2 separate regions of the Homo sapiens genome follow, and region 2 is linked to region 1. Evidence: read pairs that join two places in POLR2A ChIA-PET (ENCODE). Cell type or tissue: HCT116. All regions are shown on one strand. Each heading gives the region's core, and the rest is flanking DNA. Links, peaks and the distances in the headings are about the cores only. Region 1 overlaps PCDH7 (protocadherin 7). Region 2 overlaps PCDH7 (protocadherin 7).

Region 1 (16,254 bases), core at 5,018-13,017:
ACAAATAAGTGAATGTGTTTAGTTAGAATGGAATGTTAAAGGCCATAAGTGTTATTAACAAGGAAAAAATATTGAAGCATCTTCATGTTTAAATCTATAAAGAAACAAGCATGATTTCTCTAAAGGGTTCAACCTCAATAGTGTGCTTTTCCATTTTATAATTAGTAATAAGAATAGGTCTTGAGGAAAGAAAATAGTATTTCCAAAGCCCCACCGTCAGGGCCAGTTGATCACCTAGCTAGGATAGTACAATTTTAATTGCATACTTAGGTCATTGGCTGTAAGTACTGATAAGCTGTTACCATGAAACATCCTAAAATCAATAAAGAAAATGTTAGAAGGAGAGGAGAGTTGTAAATGGAAATGTTAAGAGATTCTTAACTATGCTGTCTTAAATGCTACTGTTGGAATACAAACTGAACTTTAAGCATGATTTGGCAGGACTATGAAAAGAAAGACCTCTGAACCACAGCACTTATTTTCAATTGTACTGAAAGCTAGCAGTCTTGTGTTTATGCCAGACTAATTTAGTCAAGAGTAAAAGTATTCATTTAGGCACACAGCCCTCATTGCATCTGTCCTCATCTGATAAATAAAAACTAAATGAAAAAGGAAGGAATGTTCTTTGCTATAGAAAATTTTTTAAATACTCAAAATCACCATTTAGTATGCCATGCTGTATGCCAGCACTGTGGTAAATACATATTAAAATTATAATTTTGCAGAGAATCACCTGATGACATATTACCTCAACTATTTTTGTTTTCCTACTGAATTACCTAATTGTTTACACAGAGTACCTTAAATTTTAAAATATATTTTTGTTTGCTACCTAGTCAAAGTTTAGCTACATGCAAAGTTTTAGGCTCTAGCAAAGATTTCAGATTGCCGATGCTATCTTCATTAAAACTATTTCAGAAAGAAGTTAGTCCAGAGAAGGGAATGTGATTGCACAACTGCATAAACTTGTGCTTATAGTGTATACAAATAATCTATTTATATGGGTAATCCATTTACATAAATAATCCAATCCATCTTCATATACATTAAAGACAGAGAAGGCATATATCAAGGCAATTCATTAAATATATATTAATAGCTGCAAAATGAAAAAGTTTAGACTTTTCTCTTGAAAATCGTTTTATAGTTAATAGTCTACCTTTATTCGTGTCAACTCTAAACCCTAGGTTCACACTGATATATTACTAGGTTTAGAGATTCAACAGTAGTACCAATATGAACAAAGTAATAAAGGAAGAGTGCTAGTGAGGAAAGAGCAAGGAAATAAGATAAGATTGAAAAGCTGTGGTAAAATATATAATTCTCTAAAATGAAATAAAAATCATACTGCAATTTGTTTATAACACTTTACATTATTAAAATCCACTATAAAATTAACTTAAAATTATGATTTCAGCAAAAGTCAACTAAAAATTTCTATCATTCTTTTTTAAAAAAAAGTTTCACTAAACTATCTATCTTATGTATGAAAAAATTCCATGTTCACTTGGTTGGCTGAAGAAGTAATAATTTAACTGTATACTATTCACATTGCATTGTGCCTTTGTCTATGTGAAGGCAAACAAACATTTTGGCAAGTCAGACATTAATGCATGTGGATGTGGGCAACAGTTCCTTCACAGGACAGCTGGGTGAGTCCTGCAAAGACGTTTCAGCCAAATGTTTATTCTAAAGCCTTCTGGTGTGAAGCACAAAGGGAGGCCTGCAACACAACTAGTTTGAATCAGCCCTCTAATGCAGAAAGCTAACACTACTCATAGTGGATTCTCACTCACACATTCCTTGAGCTACAGGGTGTAAATCTGCATCTGTCTTCTGTCAATCCACCACATAAAAAAGAGGTAAAAGCACAAAATCTGATAGTAGCATTATAAATTATGAATAAAGTTAAAACCTTTTTTAAAAAAATGCATTCTTTTTTTTTTACTTATTTATTTATTTATTGACAAGATCTCACTCTGTTGCCTAGGCTGGAGTACAGTGGTATGATCATAGCTCACTGCATCCTTGACCTCCTGGGCTCAAGTGCTCCTCCCACCTCAGCCTCCCAGGTAGCTGGAACTTCTTGAACATGCCACCATGCCCAGCTAATTTTTAATTTCTTGTAGAAATGAGGTCTTGTCATGTTGCCCAGGCTGGTCTCCAACTTCTGGCCTCAAGCAATCCTTCTGTCTCGGCCTTCCAAAATGCTGAGATTATAGTCATGAGCCACTGCCCCTGGCTGCATCCTGTCTGTTAAAAGCCTGATTTCTACACATAGAACTGGAGGCTAAACATACCTGGACATATGCATAGCAAATATTTTGAACAACAATAAAATGTAACTGCATATTTACCTTAGAAACAATAGTTCTCAACAGGCAATTCTTTTTAGTTGATATTTGACAATGTCTGGAAATACTTTTGATCCTCACAACTTGGGTGGCACTATTGGAACCTAATAAGTAGACACCAAGGATGCTGTTAAACACTTTATCCTGCACAGGACAGCTACCCACAAGTAATAATTGTCTTAGTCCATTTTGTGTTACTATAACATAATACCACAGACCGGGCAGTTTATTTAAAAAAAAAAAAAACTCACAGTTCTGGAGTCTGGAAAGTATAACATCAAGTTGCCAGCATCTGGTGCGGGCCTTCTTGCTGTGTCTTCCCATGAAAGGAAGAAGAAGGGTAAGAGAGTACAAGAGAGGGGGAGCAAGGAGGCCAGATTCATCCTTTTATCAGAAATCCACTATTCTAATAACTAATCCACTGCCTCCTGTGATAGCAACATGAATCCATTCATGAGGGCAATGCCCTCATGACCTAATCACCTCTTAAAGGCCTCAACTATCAACACTGTTGCATTGAACTTTGGGGACACATTCAAACCGTAGCAAGAATTGTCTGATCCAAAATATCAATAGTGCCAACATTGGGAAACCCTGGTATAGATATATTCAGACCATGTTTTAGTTATAGCTATCACTATAAGTAAAATTTTAATGTATGGATAAATAGTGTAGCTGCTCATTAGACTACCATTATTACCATTAGACTACCATTATTAGACTACCAATAATTCCAAGATGAAAATTCAGTTTCAAAAATTCAAAATTTCTTAAGCACTTTTTACATAGTATTGAGTTAATCAATTTCTAGTTTCACAGCATTCAAATAAGAATAGAGAGGCCAAGTGTGGTGGTTTACACCTGTAATCCCAACACTTTGGGAGGCAGCTGCAGGAGGATCACTTGAGGTCAGGAGTTCAAGACCAGCCTGGGCAATGTAATGTTACTCTGTCTCTAAAAGTTTTTAAAATTAACCTGGTGGCACACACTTGTAGTCTCAGCTACTTGGGAGGCTAAGGAGTGAGGATGGCTTGAGTCCAGGAGTTTGAGTTTGTAGTGAGCTGTGACTGCACCACTGCATACTCCAGCCTGGATGACAGAAGTAGACCTTGTCTTCAAAAAGACAAAGAGAGAATACACAGTAAACCATCCTATTTCCTATTGCGTTGTAACTTTACACCAAATTTACACCAACTTAAAAACATGTGTTTTTAAGTTTCAAGCACACCACAATGTAAGTGGTATAATTCCATAACAAATTCACATAATATTTAGATGTATTATAAGGTTGGGTTGGTTTTACTAGAACTGGAACTTCAACTCCACAAGTTAAAACATATAAATGCATACTAAGCAAATTTCCTACAAATTTTCCAAGTTATGCTTCCATATCAAAATAAACATCTCACACTAACATTAGAAATAAATGTAAGAGAGAATATTTCCATCAAATACAACATCTGAAAAGGCTAAAACCTCCTGTTAAAAATACCAATGTCCTTTTAATGTGTTTCACCTTTTCAAACCACTGTGTAATAAGACCCTCAAATTAAGTAGATTGAATTTTAGCTTAGATAAACTAATAGCACAATTAGAGCACCGCATAATTCACCATTACTGCTCCAAAGGAAATCACTTAAGTATTTAAGCTCTTTAGAATAACTTCACTGATAAAGGAATGACAAAACTCCCCTGAAGATTAGTGGTTTTGGTGTCAGTGGAAGGGGAAAGAAGGAAAAGAAAACTAAAACCAAAACAAAACTCCCTTCTTATTCAAAGATGCACTTTTGATGGACAAAATCATACACAGATTTTCAAAGACTTCTGGTGTATTGCTCACCTCCGTCCCCCTCAAAATGTAGAAAAGAGATGGCATGGCTAGCCCACCTGATTTTAACCCTGTGGAATGTAATTAGAAGGGTTAAACCTTAGTGATCACATACATTAATCTGCTCTCTTTCCAATATCTACCACAGCCCCTCAAGTTTATTTCATTAATATGCAGATTGCAGTATGCTCAAATTCCTTTTGAAACAAAGATGGCTATATCTACAGCAAAACATATACATGTTTGTAAATAATGTGGTTTGTGTGAATAATTGATTTGGAGGAGGAGATTTACGATTATTTCTTTCCATAAATTTTTTCTAACCACCTTAACTCTGTACCTACCTTAGAAATGACTATAGAAGCTGTTCCTTGAAAAAGCTAGAAAAGCTCCAAGTATGAAAAAGAAAGCAGGCAACAGAAGTATGTGGAAGTCGATACTAACTTAGAATCCACAGAGTTCACAGAGGATTGACTTAAAAAGCAAATATCTGAAGAGCTAATTTTTCTGGTAATTATAGCTAAGTATACAAGAAAAAAATTTAAATTGCTGATTATACTATTTGTTATTTCCACAGTGACAATTTTGCAATTTTGCAATGATAAGATGAGTTTTTATTTGTTTGTTTAGTAACATTACATGACACAGGAAAACTCTTAGTTTGGGATCGTATTGTTGATGCTTACTTCCTATATATTTATTTAACAGGAGTTAACAGAAACATCTGCATGCCACATACAAGAACATAGTGCTTGTGAAGCATCCACAGGTAGCAGGTAGCAATAACCTCAGAATAAGCCACTTATGTAAATAATCTGACATTCTCAACTTTTCAGCTAAGAAACTCCCTGGACGCTGGAAGCAAGAGAACCATACAGTGCAAGTAATTTGTAATAGGAAACAGAATTTGATTGTCAAGATCATGACATTTGCTCCTTGTTACTATGACTTTTTTTTCTTTTATTTTTTATTTTTATTTTATTTTTTTACCAGTGAAACCCACAGAGAAATCATCACTGTGGATGTACTCCTGAGGTTTTGAAAGAATTTTAAATGCCTAGGCACAGTGAAGTCATTTATGTCTGTAAGAGAAAGTGCAGTCCATGTAAACTTAAATAGATTTTCGTACTGATAAGAAGAGGCCATCCAAATCTTGATGAAAAGGTAAATTGCAATCTCAGCCCAAATGTACCACAAAAAAAAATCTAGGTAGTGCAAGAGCAAGTTTGTTATTTAAAAGTGTTAAAATTAGTTCAGATAGATGTTTGGTTTTTTGTTTGCTTTATGTCTAATAGCAAACACACTGACAAAGTAAAGACAGAAATCAGAAAATGTGACAGACTTTGCAAGTAATCGCTACATCCTCAACTGGAAACATTATGTCTATTTTCTTTAAAGTTCTATATTCCAGGCCAGGCGGAGTGGCTCACGCCTGTAATCCCAGCACTTTGGGAGGCCAAGGTGGGCAGATTACTTGAGGTAGAGAGTTCAAGACCAGCCTGGCCAACATGGCGAAACCCTGTCTCTACTAATAACTGAAAAATTAGCAGGGCGCACAACTGTAGTCCCAGCTACTCCAGCGGCAGAGGCAGGAGAATCACTTGAGTCCGGGAGGTGGAGATTACAATGAGCCCAGATTGCACCACTGCACTCCACCCTGGGCAACAGAGTGAGACTCTGCCTGTAAATAAATAAATAAATAATAAAGTTCTATATTCGAAAGATGGAATGTGAAGAAGTGTCCAAAAAAAAGATTCGTAGAAATAAGATAAAATATATAGCTCAACTGACACTTATAAACTGTTCCCTAACTATGCTCAAATTATAAAAAAAAAAAAAAAAGTCATTTGTTTATTCAATAACATTGAGGCCCTACCATATGCCGGTAGTAATTGCTAGGGTTGCGGCATTGCATAAGACAGACGCTGTTTCTTCTCTTATAGAATGATAAGCAGGACTTGATGGAAAACAATAGAATAAGTAGACAAATATCAGAGAGTAGTAAGCACTACTGTGAGCAAAATAAAAGAGTGCTATAAAAATTACTGCAGGTACTCTATCCAACGTGCCCCCTGCTGCTGTCCCTCTCGTGGTTCCTCCTCCATATAACCTTCACAGTGGTCTGTTAAACCGTAAATCTTATCTTGTAGCTTCCCTGCTAAAGTTCTTTCAATGCCTCCTACAGAATATAAGCTAATACCTATGGTGTTCCAGATCCTTCACAACCTGCCTTCCCCACCTGTTCACATTCCAACCTCACCTTCCACACTAAGTGTAATCATATCACATCATGTATAACTTTCATCATTAATTCACACATCCATCCAATCCATCCACTCACTGAATACAGTATTTATTGAGATACCTATATGTTCTGGGGATATAATAATGCATATAAATATTTTTGGTCCTTTCCACTATAAGCACTTAAAATGTGGTGTAGAAGACAGATACTAATCCAGTTCCATGAGACTGCCAATTTCAAATGTGAAAAGTGCTTCAAAAGAGAACATGATATCAATAAAATTCATAAAAAGATATGAACCCCAGAGAAAATGATGACTGGGCATTTATTCAAATTTATCTTACTATGTTCCAGTTATGTATTTCTATGCATTCGGTTAATTTGTGTGCTCCTTAATAAGTTATTTCTGGGTGCCCAACCCCATATACAGAGCACCATATAAAATATTACAAGTAATAAAGAAATTATTTCCAATAAATTTATACCTCTGCCTATCATATTGTAGATAGCTGGAACTGATACTAAGAGCAGAGGTGGAAGACTTGAGCCCAGATTTTATTAATGTCAAATATGTTTTCCACATCAGATTCTCCTCTCATCCTCATACCCAGCTCATGGGACCAACGGTCTTTGTCTTTCTTCCTTCCACTTTCTCTGAAATTATGTTCTCAGACTCAACATTCCTAAAAAAATATATAATATTAACCTGCTGACACCTATTCTAGTGGTAAGGGTCTTAAATGTATAAACCAGAGGATTATCTGTCTCAATGGACAACTCAGGAGAATATTAAATTTGATTTTCAGTTTTTAGGGTGGTAACATCCCCTTTGTAACTACACTATCCCCAGATATTAGCCAAGATGCACTGGAAATTATAAGGAGACAAAGATAAGTCAGGGTTAGATAACCCTGACCTTGCCCAGCATAGTACTTGTTTATATCCTTATATTCTAGGGTATATGTGTTATTTTACATTTTCACATATACAGGGGGGTAACTCCAAACCCACATTTACAGGGCAAACATTCAAGCTACCACCTATTTCCATCTATTTGTGCTTAATGCTTAAGGCTGAAAATGTTTCAAAGAGATCACAAAATCACATCACGTCAGAAAAACAAGTTTCTTAGAATGTCTGGAGGGTAATGCTTTAGATAGATTAAACTAAAACATCATATCAAAGAAGTTGCTGGACTGCAAAACATAATGTTCTTTTTAACTGAAAAGATAGAGCACAGAACTACAGAACAAGAATGGCAGAGATATTTAATTTTTTAATGTCTAAACAATTTAGTTCCTTGAACTCATTATATCAAGATGAAATTTGAGAAATCATTTCCCCTATAAAAACCTCCGGAAAAATATATTACTAGGAAGCAAATTGTGAAGTCTTAAGGTAAAATAAGTGACTTTTTTTCATTGTCTTTCTTTGTGACTGTCTTAATCTAAGGTTATTATCTTGAAAAGAACCAAATTATACTGAAAAATGAAGGTTTCTTTCTTCAATTTAATTCTGTTTCTTTTACAGAGTACATTAGAACTATGAAAAAGTATTTTTAGGCAGGTGCAGTGCTTCGAGATATATATATCAAGATCAGTTGCATTTATTTAAATTCCATAGTCTTACGTTTTAAGTGTATTTTTTAGTTGTCATTTAAAATGCTTTTGCAAAAGAATCGGAATTCCCAAAAACTGGGTCCTTATGCATGGCAGTGTTTCCTTGAATATGAGAAAGCAAACTCTTGGTTTTGCAGAAAAAAAAAAAGGGCCAAAGAAATTATATGAGAGCAACTGTACGTCCTTTTACAGCTAGAAGTTGGCTTTACACATTCCACGACTCATAAATAAACAGAAGAGTTCTGTGAACTATATGCAGATGGCTGGGTCTACACTGGGAGGCTTTTGTAATGACTTTGGTTTGCTTCCCTGTTTTGCCATCTCTTAAAATATCTGCAAAAAAAATTTTGTTCTGCTCCTCAGAAATAGGACAAGTAGAATCCTGTAACTTGAGAATTTGCCCTCTGCGTAGTTGGGGCTTTATAAAGCTTGGAGAAATCCATTTTTTTTCTCATTATTGTTTCTATAAAAATATCTACCCCCACAACTATCATAAAAATGCTTTATGTTTTAAATATTTATTGTTTTATTTTTAAAGGATAATACAATAACGGAAGTATGAGATAGATGAAGCTGCAAGGTGGTCAAGGGACGTAATAAGGCAAAGAGGGGAAAAATCCCACAAACCACATAAAGGAAGCGATGAGATCAGCCACTTAAGTAAGCGAGTTTAAGGTTACCACACTGGCACTGAGCTAAGGCATTCCTGCCAAGTCCAAATGAGAAAAGAAGTGGAAAGAATAAGGACATCCGACAGAGCAAGGCAGGGAGACAAGGCACCAAAGTCAAGTGGAAATGCTAAGACAGCAGTTTTGTGTCTTTTTTTTCTCCTACCTGATTATGGCACAGAAATCCTAGCAGGCAGATAAGGACATTAGATTAAAAAAAAAATAACTGAAAAGAAATGCATACCAATATTTATTATCATTTCAGTGGTGCAAATATTTTGTTCAACTACCCCTACTCCTCCAAACAGTTACAAAACCACACACACACACACACACACACACTCATCATCATTGCTACTGTCGCACTAATCATTTGCTTAGCTAATCATAAAGCCTCTTTCTCAACAGCAAAAGCCTAAGGGCTTTGGCAATGGAAAAAGTATTGGCATTTCTCTGATGTATATTCAAAAACCCATATTACAATTCTTAATTTAGCATGCATGAGTCAGCAATAGATATACTGTATCTTTAAAAAGACATGAAGGTTTCCAGTCAAGCCTTTTAAAGCTTTACAAATAACATTTCAAGAGGGTTGAGAATATAGACTAAGATAGCAGATGGCTTTTAGTACAATACTGCTCCAGGATCCTTTGATTTTATTACTTTTGCTTTTGATGGTGCTCTTTTCTGGTTTGTTTTGATGACTTTGTGGCCTAATGGACTGAAATCAGACAGTGAAGCTGAAAACCCTTAAGTCCTAATGACATAGAGTGACTTATTGGGTGACCTGGGGTAAGTGTTACATTTCTCTCATCACAGGTTCTATGGCAAAAAATAAAAATTACCGTGACCCCCATAAGGATGGGCCTAGGATGCCAATAATTATTATTCAACTTGCATAATACGAAATCATACTTGCTGCCACTTATTATTTCCATGAGCCAGACACTATTCCAGGTATTTAGCATATTTTGCAGCTTACACACAATAGCTATATAAAAACTATCGTTACTTCTGTTTTACATATGAAGAAATTAGGCCCAAGAAATTTGAGGACTGAACTTAAGTCAGCTTGACTACAAGTCCCCTTCTCATTCCTTTTGGCTATATTATCTCTACTAATGAATAATGATAATTCAGGTCCAAAATACTTAGTAATTATTAATTGGTTATGTACACACATATATATAGAGAGAGTATACTACATAATACATAGCAATTATTATATATAGCAATTGTGATTATTATATATACTACATATAACATAGATATATACTGTATATTTAATAATTATTAATTGGAGAAACAATATTATAAATTCAGGATGCCCTTTCATACTAGTGCTCTATTGTTACTTGATTTTACTCAGTCTCTGCCTACTAATGTAATACTTCAAAGTAAATACCTTAAAAAAAGAAGGATGGAAGGAAGGAAGGTAGGAAGAAAGTAGGGAGATGCTTTTCTCCCTATAGTCCATAAATTAGTTAGATTTTTCAACATGTGGATGAGTTGATTTCTAAGAAACGTTGGCCCCTGATCTGAGGGTATAGTCTTGGATGCTAGACTTTCTGCATTTAGTGGTTCTCAGTTGAACTATTTTCCCTGTAAATCACTGTTCTGCCACAGAAAATAAGATCCACAGTTCTTTCCACTTCCAGGATGTGCATAGAGAGAACCAATCTGAATCTTCACTAAAGAAAAAAAATACAAAGACGGAAAAAAAAGAAAAAGAATTCTTGGGCTGCCTGAGCTGCTCTAGCAAAGCCAGGGACTGGCTTCTTAATTGAGTGCTGTTTTTCTAGATAAGCTTTCTGATAGATCACTTCCACGTGGCTTAATGCATTGTCTATGTTTATTTTAAAAGGGGGAAAAAAAACCCTTTAAAATGTGTTTGAGAAACATTGATAAGTTAAGAACGAGGCAAGGGATTTGACTGGAATGATTACAGCCCCTTCTGAATGCTAAGGTGTCAAGAAAAGGCCTAATTTAAGTACATCTCCCAAGAGTTCATTCCAGAAAAGGAAGGATCTAGTCATTGAGTTAAAATAAAAAAAAAATGTATATCAAATTCCTAATTCCAGTGCCTGGGGAGAACCACATGCCTATGGTTTCTTTAAAAAATGTTTTATTTTTCATTTCATTTTGCCTGCCATTCATTCAGCAAGGGCCTCAAAGCACATTAGAACATTAATTTATAATATTTATGCATATGTAGCAGAATTCCCTAAGATTTTAAGGACTCACTTGCCAATGGAAAATAGGCCATATGGAGCACCCAGGCATTCTGTACACAACTGAAGTCGATTATCTCTCCTAGCCCCCAGCCCCAGCATGATGAAGAAGATATTTCGCTACAATATTTTGGAACTTAACATGCTCTTGTGGATTGCTAATGCCAAATTGGAACAGAATTGGTCTCATATAAGACATTAATGGATTCAAACACAATAATGTTATATATATATATATATAAAATATACATAATAAATATATATTTTTAAAATAATTGATTATATATATAAAATCAATTATTTTTAGAAATGTACTCTGTTTAGTGTCTTATATTAGAGTTTCATTTATAGAGACATTAATAATAGAGCGAGAGTTAATTTGTAAAATAAAGGTTTCCAGCTGGCAAGTCTGTTGCCTTCAACTTACAAAACATTGACTTTTCAGAGAATTCATGAAACTTTGTCGGTACGTAAAGGAAAAATTTATCAAACCTTTGCGTTTATTAACTCAAAAACAAATGAAACAGACAATGCCCATCCTCCCTCAAACACTCTACATACTCCCCTCTATTCTCGTTTTTTTTTCTCTATTTTCTATTTTGTTTTTAATTTCCTTCCTTATTTGTAACATAACCAACCTCTTAGGTGTCACAGTATGCCATTTTTTTTTTTTAATGACACAACACTCTCCTAGATAAAGTGGTAGGCAATTATCTCTGGAATGCTGCAGAAAAGAATTCCTTAAGCCTCTGGCTAGTTACAGAAGGGCTTACATTAATCATTCTCTCTCTGCATGCTTGTCTCCTCTTAGTAGTGTCCAATGTCAAATCAGACAGTCCATGCAGGGCCCTGGATAGAACGTTAAAAGGGCATTACCACACACTGCAGGTGGCCAGCAGGAACAAAGCCCTTAGCCCGGAGTAATTTTAATAATTTCTGCACAGGTCTAATCCAGTGCTTTGGTGCATATTTGCTCCTGAAATCTTTGTTACACTACTTATCATACAATCATTGATTCAATGTAAAAAAAAAATTAAAAAGACACAAGATGCAGTTCTTACACTCTTAACCACTCTAGACTTCGTGTATCTGTCATGTGGTACTCTCTTTTCAAAAATACTGACAACCAAAAGCTGGTTTCTCAATGTTCCATGTTTTATATGTGTCTCAAGGAGGAGCCTCAACTGTCCTACTGTGCTGGCCAGTACGGTTTAAAGTGAGTCGGTGATAATGAACTCTAAGGCACTCGGCTTGGCTGTTGAAATAAAACAATGAGTTACTCTGACAGTCATTCCAGGTCACAAGAATGTAAATGGGTGTATTCGTGGTGGGATTTTCATCTCTTGTGTTGGAAATCTGCAGATATTATAATCCTATTTTGGAATGATCTGAACCAGCTAGAGTGAGATTTTTTTTTTCATTATGATAACCTCCAGGCTACAGGTTTTTATCATAACATTATTTTACTCCTAGATCTCCTGGTCATGTTTTCAAAACTATTCCTCTTTGCAATAAAACTTTCAGGAGAGAAATTTAAATTTTCATAAGCCACAGTAAATGTTGCTATGAAAAAATTTGCCAACATATACAATCTCCTGGGCAGCATTGGTTATTCTTTATAAAGCAACTTAGGGGATTTCCATAAAATGATAATACCTTCTCCTACACTTTCTATTTATTCCACACTGCTTTATTTTAAACTATGTTTTTTCTTGCCAAAGACAACATTCAGATTGTTAGTTACGTGGTTTTCTATTTCATATGGTCACTTCCTCCTGTGGATCCTTGCAGCTATTCTCTCACAGCACTTAATACATTTGGTCTTGTATGCAAACATTTTATTCCCATTGTCACTAGTAAACTGTGCACTCTGTAAGGGTATAGACTACATCTTATTTATCTTGTTTATTTCTGTGCCACTCATAATGCCTTATAAATAATAAATGCTCAATAACATAATGAAATGAATCAAATAAGTCAGTACTTACAACATCTTCATGTTTTGCCCTCTCCATTAGCTATCCAAGTCAACCAAATATGGATTACATAACATGGTGAATTAAAGCTGAAAATAAATTAGCACTGCTAACATCTTCAATCTCTTTGTTTTGGTCCAACAAGTATCTGAATCACCAGATATGAATTATCTAAGGTAAGGTAGTAAAGTAGGGATTAAAATAATATAGCAGTGTTTCATGCTAAATAAGGCTTCTTTTTCATATGTTGTGATTTTATTGCCTATGTCTTATTTGGAACAATACTTAGTGCAAGAAAAACACCTTAATTTAATGCCTCCCTCCTCCTCCTCCCATTTTAAAAAATGTTCAGCATGCATTCATATTTATGGATCCATTTAGTAATTACATCATCTCTGGAAGTAGGTAGAAGGGATATTATTAGCCCCACTTTACAGATGGTGAAATATACATAATGGCTGTGAGCGGCCCAAAGTTACATGTTTTCAACTGATAGAATCATCATTAAAATGTCCAAGCCCTGGGCTTGTGCTCCTACTATGCCCTCTCTTCCAGTCTTTGCCATACAGTCTCTCTGATGAGACCTCCATATGATTGGATCTCTCAGCTCAGCAGTCCCCAGCCTTTTTGGCATCAGGGACCCGGTTTCCTGGAAGACAATTTTTCCTCGAACGAAGGCTGGTGGGTGGGAGATGGCTTTTGGATGAAGCTCTTTTACCTCAGATCATCAGGCATTAGTTAGATTCTCAGAAAGACCATGCCACCTAGATCCTTCACATGAGCAGTTCACAATAGGTTTCACACTCCTGTGAAAATCTAATGCCACCGCTCGTCTGGCAGGAGACAGAGCTCAGGCAGTAATGCTCGCTTGCCTGTGCTCACCTCCTGCTGTGTGGCCCGGTTACTAACAGGCCATGAACCTGGACCGGTTCGTGGCCCGGGGGTTGGGATCCCTGTCTCAATCTGCTGACTCTGCGCTCCCGGGAATGACTTTATTATTCTTACTAATACAATTATTACGAATTTTCCCTCATACTGCCTAGCATATGGCACACAGCAAACCCCAGAAGATGTGCATTAAATTTGTTTAAGGTGTAACAACCGACAAATTCAGCTACCTCTCCCATCCTTCTGGTTTATTATTATATATGGCTCTCCTATTCTCACTTTATTGCATACACATGTATTTACATTTATAGCAATTTTATTGATGAATATATATGTGTGTGTGTGTATATATATACACATATATATATATATAACACCAATGTTTATAAAGTTCAAATTTCTTCAAGATAAATTAGGACAGTGGAAAAATATTGCTTTGTGTCATTTTATCAGATCTCTCCAGAAAATTTTGCTGTATAAATCTAATACATAATAAATAACATACCTTGAACAAGGGAACATCCTCAGACATATGACTATGCAAAGGGAAAAAGCTGATTTTTGCTTGTTTACACAAATGTCTTGGAAGAGACTCAGGTTTTTTTTTTTTTTACTTTCATCTCTATTAGTTGAAAACTGAAATGAACATTTTTACCAAAGACCATCAAACATAATTCTGTTCAACAAGCACTTACTGAAAGCTAACCATGTACCAGACAGTGTGTCATAGTTGGGGAACAGACACATTTAAGAAGACATTATCTCAAATAAGCAGGAGAGTGAAGTGGTTCAAAGCACCTCAGTTTAAAATCCTGGCTCTCTAATGCAACAGCCGTGTGACGTTGGCAAGTTAACCCTTCTATGCCTCAATTTCCTCTTCTACAAAATGTTGATAATAATTGTATCTGATATATTGCTTTATCGTGATGAGCAGGAGCAATGATACAATTTATGAGGCCTCGTGCAAAAGGAAAAAGCAGGGCCCTTTGTTCAAAAATTATTAAGAATTTCAAGATGGTAACAGCAAACCATTAAACCAAGTGGGGATCTTTCTCAGTGCAAGGTCCTGTGTGACTTTCTAGGCCAGTGCCCTAGAAGTGGGCCCTGGTGATAAGTAAATGATTACTACCTGTGAAGCAGTTGGAAAAGTGCCTGGCACATGGTGTTATATGTTTTAGCTTTTGTTATCAAAGAGCTTATGACTTCACTGAACACGTAAGAAATATAAAGGAAAATGGCACATTTTTAAAGATTCTGGGTAGATCTAAATTTCTAATGACCTCTAAAGTTTGCAACAATGTTCTTAGCTACACTGGATTTGGGATCCTATCAGCAAAATGCACCACCTCTTACTTATTTGACAGACAACTCTCTTGTCCTTCCTTCATACAAAGTGTTCAGAATGTTCTTTCCGTCATCTTTATACAACATTTATATGACATTTTCCATTTGATTATCTGCGTAATTTCTGTCTCATCATGGCACATAGTGCATGTAACAACGCAGTTTCTTAAGCGATTCAAGTTCTGATCTCTCTCGTGTTCAGATGTAAAGTACTTTCCTTGTATTGTTAATTTTCTACATTTTCTCCCTGATATACAATCCTTAGCTGCACCTTTGTGCAGAATAAAGACTCTCCTCCCAAAGATGCCCACATCCTTACCCATGTACCCTATGAATATACTATGTTATGTGGTGGCAGGGGGTGGGGATGGGACTAAGACGACAGCTGGAATTAAGGATGCTAACCAGATGATTTTAAAATAGAAGATTATCTTGGTTTATCTAAGTGGGCCAATGTAATCACAAGGGCTCTTATATGTGGAAGCAGAAGGCGGAAGAGTCAGTGTCAGAGTGATAAGAATTTGAGACTCCCATGACCAGCCACTGCTGACTTTGAAGATGGAAGGGGACTGTAAGCCAAGGAATACAGCCAATGTCTAGAAGCTGAAAGAGGCAAGAAAACATATCCTCCCCTAGAGCCTCCAGGAATCCTGCTGATATCTGGATTTTAGCCCACTGAGACCCATTTCCTGCTTCTGGCCTCCAAAATTGTAAGATAAATTTGAGATGTTTTAAGACACTCAATTTGTTAGAACAGCAATAGGATGCTACTATAATGTCTACAGACATAGCATGTGTACCCACATGCATGCACACACACAAAAACACATTCCAAATAAGCCCTCCAGCATTGAATATTCCCATCCTTAATGTCCAGTAAATACTGTCACAAAGCAGGCTCTTATTGCTTGAAGCCAGCAGAGTCTATACTTTAACACTGGATTCCAAACAGGCTTCCACCTTTCTGCTACAGAGATATTGTAGTAGAAAGTGCAATTAGCCTGCCTTCTGTGACCTACACTGAGTATTTCGACCTGCCACATTGGTTCTGCTGCACTGAATCTACTACTCCATTATTGCGTTGATCACATTAGTTAATGG
Region 2 (16,254 bases), core at 3,709-11,708, 83 kb after region 1:
GCAGGGCGCGGTGGCTCACGTCTGTAATCCCAGCACTTTGGGAGGCCAAGGTGGGCAGATCACGACGTCAGGAGATAGAGACCATCCTGACCAACGTGGTGAAACCTCGTCTCTAGTAAAAACACAAAAATTAGCTGGGTGTGGTGGTGTGTGCCTATAATCCAAGCTACTCTGGAGGCTGAGGTAGGAGAATAGCTTGAACCAGGGAGGGGGAGGTTGTAGTGAGCTGAGATCGCGCCACTGTGCTCCAGCCTGGTGACAGAGCAAGTCTCTGTCAAAACAAACAAACAAACAAACAAACAAACAAACACCAAACATATAATCAGGTCAATTGTGTGCATTAGGTAGAATTAGACTTAGGTCTTCATCTCATATACCAATAAAGATCTAGTGAAACCTAAGGCTGGTATTTCAAAGTTAACACAGTGCATTTACAAACTTCGTTTCTTTCAATGTCATATAAAGATTTAACAGTAACATTTATTTTCACATGTTTGGGTAATCTTCAGTCAAGAATTGACTAGGCACTGTTGCATAAATAAATATCTTGGGATAAATGATAAATGATAAACAGTTTATAAAACTATATTCCTGAACCACTACTTAAAGTTAGATACAAGGATGGCTCGTTGATGCTAATGGAAATTAAAACTATATGGTAAAGTACCCATTAAGCATACGTTTAACCATTTGTGTGGTTAAACGCATTGCACCTTGATCTGAATTCTTGCAGAATACATGAAGACTCATTATCATTACAAATACTACATATGCTGGGTCAGGGCCATCTGATGTCAATGAAGTGTGTGTAACTTTACGAATCCAGGTAAGGATTCTCTCCTGGACACATATTTTCCTTACATATGGGTATCATTTACTACTGAAATTGAAATATGTATGTCTTACTAATGCCTGAAAGATTAGGATCTTTCAAATCCTAATTGGCTGCTTTAACAAAGTTAAGAGTAGGAAAGTAAGTATATTTAGTACAGTCATAGATTAAATGAAAAGAAACAAGCTCCGAGTGAGGATTTAGACATCAGTGAATTATGTGAGATTTCCTACATACATTTGGTAGCACCTCTTTCAGTTGCTCAGTGCTCTTTTTAGCTTGTTTCTCAGTTTCATTTTCATTCCAAATAGTAAAGGTTACACAGTGAATTAATGTTCAAAATGTGTAAATATATCAAAATGCAAGTAAGTATTTATAGTAAAGTAAGAAGAAACGGAAGACGATACACAAACGACTAGGATGTGAACAGTGTAATCTTCCTTTTTCTCTTTCCAAATGGTAGCTTAAGATATTGAGACCCTATTTCATCATTAATGAAAAGGGATTTGAGAAATACTGAGATCAAAAACAAAACGGATCCTGAAATCCCAGGCTAACAGAGCACTGTGGGATTATATTTCCTACTTCTGACTAGACAGCTATACCCATGAGGTAACAGCTGAAGCTAGTGAAACACTGATTTACTGACTTGTAATGAATGTACCTCAATGTTGAGAAGTTTCTAAGCCTCCGTGTTTATCTTACATATAAGTAGATGATTTTATATGGCCAATTTAAGAGAGCTGTTGACATTCGAAATAATTTCCCCTGCATTGTTTAGATAAAGATCACTGTGGTGAATCATCTATGAAAAATTGTAACTGTAGTTAGACTTTATAGCAATATGTTTCTGAGAAATCTTACTCATTGACTAATCAATATACAGTCAGAATTAGAAAATAAAGATTTAAAAATAATACAGCCATTTTAGGCTAAATATATTTATTTATGCTTTTATTTTTTTGAGACGGAGTTTCACTCTTGTCCCCAGGCCGGAGTGCAATGTGCAATGGCAGCTCACTGCAACCTCTGCCTCCCAGGTTCAAGCGATTCTCCTGCCTCAGCCTCCTGAGTAGCTGGGATTACAGGCTAATTTTGTATTTTTAGTAGAGACGGGGTTTCACCATGTTGGCCAGGCTGGTCTTGAACTCCTGGCCTCAGGTGATCCGCCCGCCTAGGCCTCCCAAAGTGCTGGTATTGCAGGCATGAGCCACCATGCCTGGCCTAGGCTAAATATATTTATATTTAAATTGCTGTTTGCCATTTACCTCTGCCCATCTCATTGGAGTGAGTAAACAAGTTTGGGATGTTCTGATTGTATGTCCATTCTAATGACAGATAAATAAGCATCCAGTAAACTTATAATTATTGGGAGAAATACCATGTTTGTTTGATTTTGTGTTTGCTTTAATTCCACATTTTACAACTGGCTTTACAGTTATAAAGCACTTGCTGCCTTACTCTGAAGATCTAATGCAATCCAGTCCAAGACAGTAATAATAGAAGACTAATGCTTTCCATTTAAACTAATATTTTCTTTGGTCTTTGAAAATCCTCAAGGGGTAAACTATTTTAATTTAATAGCTTCAATCGATCTTCAAATATTCAGCAATATTAAAAGCAAAGGGAATCCTTTTTTTTAATCAGCCAAGTTAGAACTAAAATAAATGAAGATTTCATATCATGAGTTCAGGAAGCAAGGGAAAAGAAGAGTAAATAACTTCCGACAAATAACCTTCTTTGAACGAATGATAATATGTTAAGAGTCTTGCTCTTGAAAAACTGAAGCTCTTATAGTTTTATTGCATATTGGATCAGTTTAGTTATTTATCTAATCATTCATATATTTAAAACAATGAATAATCATCCTTAAATGATCTTTTATATTATTTGTTATAATGTTTCCTATTGCCTCAGGGGAAAAAATGCGAATTTTAAGAAATACAAAATTGCTAAGAAAAAAACTACTGGTGTAAAGTTTCAGCATTTTAATAACACACAGCTTTTATAGCCGATTCTCCCAAGCATTCCATTCCAAGGGTGCTTATTTCAATTCTAGGAAGTCAAGTGGCATACAGGATTAATATATAAATGCAGTCACATTATCTCTGAATTCTATTTTATTATATATTTATATCAAACATGGCCTTGATCATGTATAAGACTTTAACATTGGAGAAAAGCCTGAATTTCACTCAATTATACAAGAAACAAGCATAGTGTTGAAGAGGGTACTCAAGGGTGGTTGGCAGGTATGCTCTGAGGTCACATCAAACTAATTCTGTCTCTCACTTCTCTGTGAGTTTGAGCAAATCGACATCTAAAGCGAGAATTTTTTTCTCTACCAAATAGATTAAATAGCATATCTAATTCATATTACTGTTGTAAGATTTTATATTATTCATTTTAAGAACTTAGCACATGACAACACAAAATAAAGCATATTCTTATTTAGACAGTCAAGTGATTGAATTTGGACCTTTCCACTTTGCAGGTTTATTTACTGGATTTGAATGTAATTATCCCAAGTTATGCTGTCTCATATGGCAGTCCCTAGCTTTATATGATTATTGAGTACTTACAACAAGGCTAGTAAGAATTGATATGAGGTGCTGTAATTATAAAATATATATCAGATTTTGAAGATTAAATTTTTAAAAGGATATAAAATATCTCATTAATAATTTTACATTGATTAAATATTGAATGATAGTATACTGGATATATGAGGTTAAATGATATGTATAATTAAAATTAATTTCATCTTTTAAAAATAATCATAAATAAGGCAACTAGAAAATTAAAAATTACATATGTGACTTGCATTATATTTTCACTGGACACTGCTACTCTAGAGTATTTTCATAAGAAGAGCCCAGTGTACTTTGTAAAAGTGAAAGCTCCTGGCCCATGACTGAGATAAGCAGAGGAGAGCTGCGCTTCCTAAAAGCTCTGTTAGTGAATCTTTTGCAGGTAAGAATTTAAAAACTATTTCCCTAAGGCTGCATACATTAGGTACTGCCAAGAACCCATCCTCATCTGGATGTTCCAGCTAAAAGTCCTGAGAGATTTGGCTATTCCTACTTAGTGCCTAATGAGACTAGAATACAATACAAGAAAGGGGTGCCTATTAAACAGAGAGCAGTTCCTTTAGGCAAGCACTCAACCAAATGGTGAACATCAAGATTAAGGAGAATTTACAGACGTCTCATTTTTCAAGTTGAATGGAAGCTTGTGGGTCTTTCTTAATGCAGGGTGTAAACAGAACTCCAAAGAGAATGATTGGGAAGAAGGCACCCCACTCTGTAAGACCCTTTCTGATTCACTCTTGGAGATGTGTCTGTGTAAGGCACACAGCTGAGCTGTCAAAGGAGGGGAGAGAAGTCAAAACTCAAGGAAATCTCACTGTATAGCCATGCTCAGATGCCCTTGGTTGGGAGACCTTATCAGTGTCTTGGTGCCCTTTAGGAAATGACATGGCATAATGAAATATTTGGTTTCCTTGAGCAGTGGTTTGTAGTTCCCCTTGAAGAGTTCCTTCACTTCCCTAGTTAGCTGTATTCCTAGGTATTTTATTCTCTTTGTGGCAATTGTGAATGGGAGTTCACTCATGATTTGGGTTTCTGCTTGTCTGTTGTTGGTGTATAGGAATGCATGTGATTTCTGCACATTGATTTTGTATCTTGAGACTTTGCTAAAGTTGCTTATCAGCTTAAGAAGCTTTGGAGCTGAAATCATGGGGTTTTCTAGATATAGGATCATGTCATCAGTAAACAAAGACAATTTGGCTCCCTCTCTTCCTATTGGAATACCTTTATTTCTTTCTCTTGCCTAAGTGCCCTGTGCCGGAAGAGTGACCTCTTGAAGGGCTAGGGATAGTGGGTAGGAAGTGGACCTTGATAAGTGTTTTGAGCAGCACAAGACTGCCTTCCCCTGCTCCTCTCTACTTCTTCCTCCTTAATGTTCCATTCCTTCAGCAAGAGCTGTGACAAGGCATTGTAGGAGAAATTTTTGTGATAGAAGGCTGAGAAACATGTAGAAACACTGGGGGATACTAACCTTGAGAAGCAGAGGAACAATGGCACTTGAAGCTTAACTACCGTACTTCTTAAGTTTTTTTTTTTCTTATCAGTAGCTTTCATATGTGTTTATGTTTCATGCCCACCTATTTCCAATGTAGAGAGGAGGTGCCACTATTTTGAAAGGAGGGTTTCATGAAAAGATTGTCCTGGGTTTCATTATGAGGGAATTGGGGAGTAGAGCCCAAACCAAGAGAAACATCACCCTAGGGTTTTGAGCCACATGAGTTATGATCAAAAAGTAATATGTAAGATGTATCTAATCTTACAAAACAGATTCCGGTATTACAAATACAATGGTGGCACTTTCTTAAATAATCTAGCACTTAACCACTGTTAATTCATTTAATAAAGATTTCATTTATATGAATCTTTCATTTAATGAAAGATTTTGTTATATATGTATGTGTATATATATGCTGTATTTTATACATTTCAATATATTTATTTATAATGTAATGAAATTGTGGCTAAGATGAAGAAAAATTCTAAACAGATTTTTTTCTTTTCACACAAAGATAAACCCCTGACATCCAATAACTTAATATTCAACTTCTATCTTTTCACTCTTCCTAGAAAATATGAACTTTATCTTTCTCTTGAGAGCACAGATTGGAATAAAGTTGACTGCTTAATTGAGTTTCTTCGTCTTTCAAAGATCCTTTACTCCCAGAATTTCCTGAAAGCCGATTCACCGAATTCTAAGAAACTCATTCTATTTCACCAGAAAAGTGTAGAGCTCAAAGTAACTATGAAATTGCAACAAGAAATTCGGACAGAGGATGAACAGAATGATTTCTGTTCTTATCCATAAAGAAGAATGCTGACATCTTTGACATGACCACTTAAAAAGCTTCCCCAAAGAGGCCAGGCGCAGTGGCTCACACCTGTAATCCCAGCACTTTGGGAGGCCAGGGCGGGCGGATGGCCTGAGGTCAGGAGTTCAAGACCAGCCTGGCCAACATGGTGAAACCCCATCTTTACTAAAAGGACAAAAATTAGCTGGGCGTCATGGCGGGCACCTGTAATCCCAACTACTCGGGAGGCTGAGGCAGAAGAATCACTTGAACCTGGGAGGCGGAGGTTGCAGTGAGCCGCGATCACGTCACTGCACTCCAGCCTGGGTGACAGAGTGAGACTGTATCACAAAAAAAAAAAAAAAAAAACACTTCTTCAAATAAATACAAAAAATTAAAACAGGTAAGCCACATATCAACAAAAAAATTATCTATCTTAATGTGCTAGAGTTTCTAAGAAATACCCTACTCAATTAGAATAACTGCATCAATAATTTATTATATGAAATACTCTCTTCCTTCCAAATTAAGCAGTATATAAAAAAGCAATGAGCAATCCACAGTTATGTAGTTAATTTAGTGCAATACTTAGTGCAATACCTGCATTCCCAGCCATGCTTTTCTCCCTTCCTGTCCACCGATGCAGGCAGGGTCATTTGTCCTATCTGCCCTTTAGTGCTCACACAACTGTCATGCTATTGCAGATGGAGATGTGGTTTTTATCTTTGTGAATGTTGGCTGTCCTCAAATATATATGTATGGCAAAATGAACCACAATATCAAGAGCCTTCGATGCTCTTTTCAAAGCTATTGTTACAAACTTACGGGCAGTAACTGCTCATACTGGAACTGTAAGATAAATGTTTTAAATTCTATGAAGTATTCCATTTGTCTGCCAGTCTTCCAATGGCATCTCATGACACTTAGGGTAAAACCATGCACAACATAACCTCTTCTCTGAACTTTCTTCCTAACACTTCCTTTCTAATACTCCCATACTCCCCAACCCCTCTCCCACCATGCTGGTCTCCAGGACCAGGCTTCAAGTATCCCATACAGGTTTCTACCTGGATCTTCCTGTTCTCTCTGTGTGGTGAGATGCTCAATATTCACATGGTTTCCTCCCTCCTACAGTTTAGGTCTTTCTCAAACATCACCTTCTTATCAAGGCCTTTCTTGATAGCTAATTGCAGCCCTCACGGTCCTCAGAACTCCCTACATTGTCTCTGCATTTTTTTTCATAACATTTGCCACCATCTAAGTGTACACTTTGCTTATCAATGTCTTATTAATCATGCACATTTCTCTACTAGAATGTAAGCTCCCCGTGATAGCAGTGATTTTTAGCAAGGCTGTTCTTTCCCGTCCTAACACCTTGAGCACTGCCTGGCACAGAGCATGTACATATGCATTATATGAATGTTTGTTGCTTTCAGTCACTAATCTGATCACTCCAATCATTCTACAAGCTTTTATTGAGAGCCTACTATGTATGCAACGTTGGGTATTCAGTGATAAATTAGACAGTCCTTTTTCTTGAAAAGGTCACATAATTGCGGGAATAGGCATATAAAAATTTAATTGGAATGCAAAGTGATTAGTGTATGTCGAATGAAGACTAAAGGAAGGAGAACAACTCATTTGGCGTGGGAGGCAGGGAAAGCATTGCATAGGAAGTGACATTTGAGCTGAGTCATGAAATATGAGTGTGTTTCTGAGAAATGGAGAAGGATCAAAGGATGTTTCATACAGGCAAAAAGGAATGTACAAAGGCACACAGCTGATACAGGGGAAATCCTGTTGGGCAAATAGTAAATAGGCTAGGTATGGCTAGCATACCTGAGCAGGGCTAGGCAGAGTGCCTGCGAGGAAAGTCAGAAAATGCAGATTGATAATCATTTGCTAAGGGCCTTTCTGCCCTGCTCACGGTGTTCGCTTTATCCTATTGGTGCTACTGAAGGCTTTTACACACAGGAGCAACTTGGACAATCCAGAAAGCAAGATCTATTTTTTTGGAATAACTCTTAGGGCATCATGAAAGGTAGAACATTTGAGGATGAAGCCTAGAAAAAGGAGCAGAATGGGTGTGCAGCTACAGGGAGATAGTGAGTTTGACTTTGCACACATTACACATTGAGTCTTGTGCACAAATACAGAAACCAACTGTCATTTGAAAATAGAAGCTCTTTTGATAGGTGGTGACTGCTATAATAAGGAGTGTAACTCAATGGAAGCTTTGGGAATGTGACATTGAAAGGATGAAAAAGATGTAGAACTGTTTGGAGGTAGAAGTACCCCCTGGATATAGTGACAGCTGTTACTGTAAGCTCTGGGAGCAGAGCTTCCTACAAACAGTGGCACAGTAAGGCTGAAAGATCCAAGCCTCTCAGTCAGAGGAGACTTAGCAAAAAACAGTTGGAAAAGGAGATTAAGGCGTAGGCCAGAGAGTAGTGAGCTCACAGCCAAAAGGGAGATGAAGAAATAAATACGTACAAAGGAAGACTCCATTTTATGGTGGGAGAGAGCTGTGAAGAAGTTGGTACATGTTTAAGATGTTAGACATCTAAGCAAGAACTAATGGGGAGAGAGACTGAACAAAAGACAGGAAGAGAATGAGTAATGAAACAATGTTTTAGGAGAAATATAGGTAGTGGCGTAACATACAGGGATAACAAACAGCCTGAGCATTTTTTAAGTTGACACAAGCAAAATTTTCTTAACATGCACAGAAACATGAAAGATAAGAAGAGGTTGTACCGTATTCGGGGTGTCAGCACAATGTAATGGTTGAGACCAAGGTCTCTAGCATCAGACATTAAGGATTCAAGTTCCATTATTACCGTTTACTAAGTATATGACCTGAAGTTACTGAATCTGTATTTGTCTCAGTTTCCTCATCTTCCGGGTGGGTGCTATCATTTGGACATAGTTGGTTTGTCCCCACCAAATCTCATGTTGAAATTTGATCCCCCGTGTGGTGCTGTTGGGAGGTAAGGACTAGTGGGAGGTGTCTGGGTCATGAGGGAAGATCCCTCATGAACAGCGGGGTGCCATTCTTGAGGTAGTGAGTTCTTACACTCCCAAAACCAGACTGGTTCCCAAGGGAATGAATTAATTCCATCTAGAGTGGGTTGTTATAAAGCTTTCTTAGGTTTAGTCCCTCCTCACAGGTGCATGTTTCCACTTTGACCTCCGCCATATATTTTGTTTGTTGGTTGGTTGGTTGGTTTTTGAGACTGAGTCTCACTCTGTCACCAGGCTGGAGTGCAGTGGTGCGATATCGGCTCACTGCAACCTCCACCTCCTGGGTTCAAGTGATTCTCCTGCCTCAGCCTCCTGAGTAGATGGGACTACAGGTGCACGCCACCACACCCAGCTAATTTTTGTATTGGTAGTAGAAACGGGGTTTCACCATCTTGTTCAGGATGGTCTTGATCTCTTGACCTCCTGATCCTCCTTCCTCAGCCTCCCAAAGTGCTGGGATTACAGGTGTGAGCCACCGCACCTGGCCTCCACCATGTTTTAATGCAGTACAAAAGCCCTCATGAGAAGCCAAGGAGATAACAGTTCCATGCTTCCTGTACAGACTGTGGAACTGTGAGCCAAATACACCTCTTTTCTTCATCAATTACCCAGCCTCAGGTATTCCTGAGCAACAAAAAACAGACTAAGACAGTGGGGGATGGTAACCATTTTTTCTGCACAGGCTTGTTATGATAACTACAGGAGTCAATCTCCCCCTTGTAAAGCTCTCAGGACAGTGTCTGGGACTACTTTGTGGCTATAGAAGTATTTGTTGAGAAAACAGGAAGACAAAAATGTTTTGTGGACTCAGGCCTCAAGGCTAGAGGCCTCTCTTTTTTTTCTGTCAAGAGCAGATAGGAAGGACTACAAGGAGTTGAAATCTATGCAACTTTCAGGATCCAAAAAGAAGTTTGTTTATAACAGGGTTTTCCCTGTAAATTTCTCTCAATAAAAGCAATTATAAGGCAAGTCAAAATTGTGAGGAAGAAAGGGAGAGCACCATACTTATTCATAAACAGAGAAACATCTGTAATTTTTCAAACACTTGAGTTGTTTAAATTTCTAAGATCAAGCACATGTAAGTTTTATGCCCCTATTAATATTATAGGATGGCACGCATATGATGAGATACTCGGTGAGGTCTGTGACTAATCTTAAACGGACATAAGAAGCTCTGGAGTCAGCTAGCCCTAGGTTCCAACCCAGCTCTACATCTTAGCCACTGTATGATCTTTGAAAAGTTGTTAAACCCCAAACCTCAGTTTCTCCATCTGTGAATACAACCATAAAAATATTATCCATCAGCAGCATAAGGATGAAATGGCATAATCAGCCTACACACACCTTGCCTGGAGTCTGGCGTATAATAGATTCCCCATCAATGTGGACTTCCTTAAGCTCTATTATAAATAAAATTGTTTAAGCCATCTGAATATTGCCAAACAATTAGGTACACCCATCAAAAATCTTCACTGCCCATCTACTTGTTAAGCTATGTAATTAGATAATGTCAAAAAAAAAGTACATATAAGTTTCTAAAGGATTGACTTAAAATATTTAAATACCAAACTGAATTGAAGATAAAATATTGAAATCCTTTAGAAGGGTATCTGTGTGTCATATAGAAAATGATGAATCTCTTTGAATGTCTTACCTATTTCCCTGAATAGTATTATTGTGTGACCTTCATTTTTTTTACAGCAATAAAAGTACCTTGAGCCTGACAAGATTTATTGTTTCCAACTAATATTTCCTGTATTGGGTGTGAATTTAATTCACATTAAGGACTTACAATTTAGGACCTTTAATTCATAACTTTTGTAAGCATAGAAAACCTTGGACCCTAAACAATCTAAAATAAATTAATATATCATGCTTTCGGTAGAAGGGAAAATAATAAAGTGATACACTTCTGCTCATGTCCCTGGAGCTGCTTGATTATAACAACCTCTTTTCTTTTTCACTTGACAAATGACTTGGGAATTATCTGTATATTGTCTGATACAGAGCTAAACTTTTTTCAGGACATTTTCTAATGAGTCATGGTGGAGGCTAATAGTAACCTCTTCTACTACTTCCTCCTCCCTCCAGAAAAAACACACACACACACACACACACACACACCTAGTGTTTGCAGCAAATCTTGACAGTTTTGAATAGATAAGAAGAAGCTACCTGCTTCATAAAAATTTAGTTATCACATACCGCCCAACCTGACTACAATTGGAGAAGCGTGTGTATAGGGTTTCAATGTAACTTATAAAAATATATTTTAAAAGTATACAGTGCTGTTATGTCTGGTAGTTTCTATGATCAGTAACACTTATCTATAAAATCAAGGTTTTGTTGGTAAATTTCATAATATTCAAATCTAATTCATGCTTTATTTGAAGTTACAAATGTAATGTTTTTCTCTTCCAATATCATTCCATATTTATATGTGCAATGAAATCAGAAAGTACTGGTAATTATTTTTTTGGGAGGAATTCTTAAAAAAAGGCTCTATCACAATTCTTAAAATGCACTGCATATGTAATAAATGTTTATGTCTTCTTCATTCAAAATTAGAAGGTAAGCTTCACAAGAATAAGAACAGAGCTAAAAACAGTCAAGGGGTTTAATAAATATTTACTGAATGACAACCAGAGCCAAAAACATGTCTTTGCCATGGAAGCTTAGCCCAAATCTACCTTGAGCCCTGTGTCAAAAATCCAAAGGGTGTATAGCCCCTGAAATGCTACCTTATATGGCGTGCTACTGCTAGCCTTTGCACGTACTAAGTGCCTGCCTAAGAAATGACTCATTTTTGCCTATAATGCACCTTCATACATCAACTAAGCAATATGTGCAAGTTATGTGAAAATACACTTCTATGTTTCTTGCTAATTTAACCATATTGTCACTCAAGAAAATATGCTGTTCCCAGCTTACCACGACCATGTATATAAACTGAGGCATTTTCATTCTGGTTCCTTATCAAGAACAGAGAAAGTAGTAAAGGTTATCTCTCTTTTTACAGTTAGAGATACTTGAAGGGAAATGAGATATGTACCAGAAATAAAAAGACTCTGTATGGAGAAGTTAAGAGAAATACTCTGACCTTGTCTTTCATAGGCCCATTATTGTTTATAACGACTTAAAGGGTCTCCCAGGCATGATGCTGACATTTATGGTATTTTATCTCCCATACCAGCCACTGAGAACTCTTTCACTTTCATTAATATATTTTAATCAAAGATTCCTGGAATCTCAACACTTCTTATTCCTTTCAGGTCTTCCCAAAATCCATGACACCAAGTTCAAATGCTTCCGTGTTGAAGTCTAATATTTTTAACTGGGTTACAGTAATATGCCATTTACTTATTCCTTGCAGAATGAATTACCACTTATTTAAATATCTACAGTATATGTGGGGCTGATCTTTAGTTATAAAATCTGTCCCATTTTCCAGAGTTCTTTTTTTCTTTTTTTTCTTTTTCTTTCTTTTTTTTTTTTTTTTTTTGCCCCTACAGGTAAGAGGAAGATAGGACTGGATGTGTGAGTATCTGGGTTAAATTTCTGTCACAAACTTCTTTAGTCACCATTAATCACTGAGATTCTGACCTTCAGCAATGAAAGAAAACAATTTATAAAGTTTGCAAAAAAAAAAAAAAGTAAGAGTCCATATCTTCTAATACATACGTGCACTGTTAACATTCCTCACATTTAGATCAAAAGATAGCTTTGAAATTTTATTATTTTGAGAAGTAGAAATATTAAGGCTAAACTACTGAATTATAATGAAATTCTTTCAAGTTTCAGGTTCAGGGATAAAAAGAGGAGACACCAGGTAGCTGTCACTACTTCCTCACTCCTGGTATCACCTACTTGGGTGTGAGATGTGTTGGAAAAATCATCCATGAACCTGCTCCATCATGCCAAAGAAGCCAAGAAGGACCAGCCTGACCAACATGGTGAAACCCCGTCTCTACTAAAAATACGAAAAATTAGCTGGGCATGGTGGCAGGCACCTGTAATCTCAGCTACTCCGGAGGCTGAGGCAGGAGAATCGCTTGAACCCGCAGGCGGAAGTTGCAGTGAGCCGGGATCACGCCACTGCACTCCAGCCTGGGTGCGACAGAGTGAGACTCCATCTTGAAGGAAAAAAAAAGGGAAAGAAAGAAAAAAAGTAATAAAGAAAAGCAAAGTAAAGAAGCGTGGAAGAGTGGAAAGATAGGAACTACCTAGACATATTCTTTTTCAATGACAATCATGCTCTTTTAGTTTTTTATGTCTAAGATTATTTAGAGAAAAAATCTTATTCTACCCTAAAAACCATCATGGCAACAAGTTTACTATTTTGAAACAGGAGAAAATTCCATTTTAAAAATGACAGCGAATAGGAAGGACATTCCATGGTGAAAATATTTTCCTTACTTTCATTCTCAAAATATTTGTTAGGACTAAGGGGAAATATACAAGTAAATATTACTGGAAAAAATGTATAGCCCTATTAAAATATATTTATTAAGTTGAAATTCCTTCAAAATAAAATTGTCTAGCCAAAGGTGAAATCTACAATATCAGTTCCAAAGCATTATTAAGCACCTACAAAGCACAGTACCTAGCTCTGTGGAGGTCACAAAGATTAATAAACTTTTCAGAGACCATGCAAAATATATATATATACTCATATTTTAATACTGTCAAATTTAGGAACATCCACATAATATAATATTTGGATCCAATTATATAACCTATAAACTTTCCTTAAATCTATTCCCCAACTATGGCTATTTCACAGTTTTCTAAAAGATAATGATATAAGAAATATTTTCCAATGTGTTTTAGGATTTAAGGAATGCTTATACTTGGGAAACAGAAGAACTCTTTTGCTCGAAATATTTCTGAGATCTTTGATCCTATATCACTCCAATCAAAATAGCCTAGCAAAGGATATGTATTAAGTGTAATCACTTTTAAACATCAAAATGCCTCAGTAAAATTTTCACTGAGTTAAGCTCACTCAAATAAATATGCACAGCATTAATTTTACCACGTTACTTTGAAAGATTTTAATTTAAAGACAAAATTCCAAAAAGCTCATATCATACAAGGTTATAGAAGTTGGAAGTAGTTTTTAATTAAATGAGTTTGCACAGGTACAAAATCACCTGTGCACGATTCTCCAGCACTTTGAGGTAACAGTTTCAATATCTTAACATGGCCACAAAAAGTCTTTGAAATAAAAACCTAACTCATTTTATGGCCTCATTGTCCACTGCTTCTGCACCATAACACAGGACAATTTTTAGTCTTGCGTTTTTTTCCTTCCCTGCACCAAAAAGTACCTGCCTTTCCTTAACAACTCTGTAAATATCACCTATTCTGCAAGAACTTTCTACATCCTGGAAAAAAAAATAGTATTTCCATTCTCTATCATAGTACTTTATATATAAATGCTCCAAGTGTTATAATAGTTTGTTCATATGACTGTCTTTCGCGTTACACTTAAAGCTGCTTCGGGGTGGGCACCATTCATAACCATTTTTTGTATTCTCGGTACATGGGCCAGTACCTAGAATGCAGCATGTTCTCAGTAACTTGGTAAGTTAATGAATGCACATAATGGATAAGGGCATACAGTAGAAAGTGGCAAAAACAAATGCACTGTTTTATTATGGTGAGCAAACACAAAATATCTCTAGGAACTAATTTTCCTCCTCTCCAAATTTGCACCCAGGGTTAACTTTTCCCTCTGCGTATAGATGAACCTCGCCACAGACATCATTTCCTCACAGATTCACAGAGTTGAATGTTAGTTTGAGAGAGGGATTAATGGTTGAGTCTAGGTATCTAGACTCATATACACCTATTCTTTCCACTCTCACTCTCATTTATTGTGATCATGTTCTATGCCCAGGAGGTTGACCAATATGAACTGCAATCACAAGGTCCCTTGACCTCTGACTTATAGCAAGGTTAAGCCAATGAGAAATTGCTAGCCCATACTAAAAAGAGAGAAAAGAAACAGGATTTCCAGCCTTCAGGGCCACTTTGGACAGCCTTCTCCAAATTTCTCTGTTTTCATAATCTATTAACTTCTCCCTCTCTCTAGTGCTTTAGCCTAAAGGTGGAAGAGAGTGGGTACTACTCATTATAGATCAGAAATTCCCTAACATGGCATTATCTACATTCTATGCAGAATAAGTATATGTTGCAAGGAGCTGCCCAGTGCCTTATAGGAGGTTTAGCAACATCCCTGCCATCTACCCACTAGATATAAATACCTTTTGTATAGAAACTTGCAGATTACTTTCAGTTATTTACTCCCATTTAAGCTCCAGAACTGTGTAAATAGATGTTATTATAATCATTTTTACAGATTAGAAAATGAAACAGTTACAGCACCTAATAATCCTGCACCTAAAAATTCTACAAAGAAATGGTACATATGGAATTTTTAAAACCAAAATCATAATCTAATTTTCATTGTACTGCACTGGCCTTATAAACATTATTAAACTAAACTTCCTTTTATTACTATTTTCCTAAATGCCCGTGTTTTATCATCAGGATTCACTGGTTTCGGATAAAATACAAAAGTCATAGTGGAGTTCTCTGGGCATAACATGAAATGTAAGTGATACAGTCAATCATCTATTATCTCTTTTTCTTCCCCTTAGAAGAGCAGTGTTGCAGGCATATTGTATTGACAATTGGAATCCTTTTCAAAGATTATGTATTCTGAACCTCTTCTACAGAAAAAAGACCACCAGGCAATAGAAAAAAATAGAATAACTCCAGGCATACTCATGTATTTGATGATTTTATGTTAAATCAAGAAGGATGCTTAATGCGTTTCAGAGTTCCAGAGACTGTTCTATCTTTCCTCCTCTCTTCCCACTACCATGACGAAGAAAAAAACTTGCACCGATTGAAATTTTCTCATTCATACAAGACACAGACTGCTATCGGACTTTAAGAAATGATGTCAGCCATGTGTGCCATGAAAAAAGTTATGAATTCAAAGCAGTAACAGGTAATATTTCCATTAGTATCTGAGGGGGCATTAATTGATGAGAGTGGTGAAACCACACCTTTTCTTCATAGTCAATATTTCTCTTTTACTTTTTCTTTCTTTTGTTTTAGAAGGAGACATTATCTTGGATTCATTATCTCCAAAGAAAATGCATATAGGAATAAATCGAATGCATTTGAGGAAGCTACGACTAAATGCCCTTCTCCAATTCATAACATATCCCTTCCCCTGTTGATAAGTACTAGTATAATAATGGTTAATATGGACTCTTGCAAGAAAAAAGGTCATATGACATAGTTGTAAGAGAGGAAAGAATTATGACTAGTGCCAGATATAACTACATCTTATTTCCTTTAAGTTGTCCCAGAGAACACCCATCAGGCTGTCCATTCAGTGGCATCATTGTCAGGCCACTCCTTAGAGAGTAAAGACATTATCTTCTGTTGAGTTCCTGTACATCCCAAGACGGGTGCATCATTATCAAATTTAACCCTCACAACA

What was found. Peaks named below come from ENCODE experiments on the same cell type or tissue, not always from the same donor. Only the 100,000 strongest peaks of a DNase experiment are listed, where the experiment ranks them.
Region 2: POLR2A ChIA-PET joins it to region 1 with 17 read pairs; 3 of 35 experiments call an interaction of 5 or more read pairs at or near these places.

What each region holds. Positions count from the first base shown.
Region 1 is chr4:30,832,832-30,849,085 of GRCh38, reverse strand. All of the region lies in intron 1 of PCDH7 (protocadherin 7), which reads right to left. Among named protein-coding and RNA genes, the nearest start is that of PCDH7, 120 kb to the right of the region's middle. RefSeq lists an enhancer at 11,434-11,994. In HCT116, for the core only: no CTCF peak of the experiment used is centred there; DNase peaks (open chromatin) are centred at 8,725, 9,087 and 11,715; H3K4me3 peaks cover 2,507 bases; H3K27ac peaks cover 8,000 bases.
Region 2 is chr4:30,748,764-30,765,017 of GRCh38, reverse strand. All of the region lies in intron 1 of PCDH7 (protocadherin 7), which reads right to left. Among named protein-coding and RNA genes, the nearest start is that of PCDH7, 37 kb to the right of the region's middle. RefSeq lists an enhancer at 6,882-8,081. In HCT116, for the core only: no CTCF peak of the experiment used is centred there; DNase peaks (open chromatin) are centred at 7,427, 10,807 and 11,487; H3K27ac peaks cover 8,000 bases.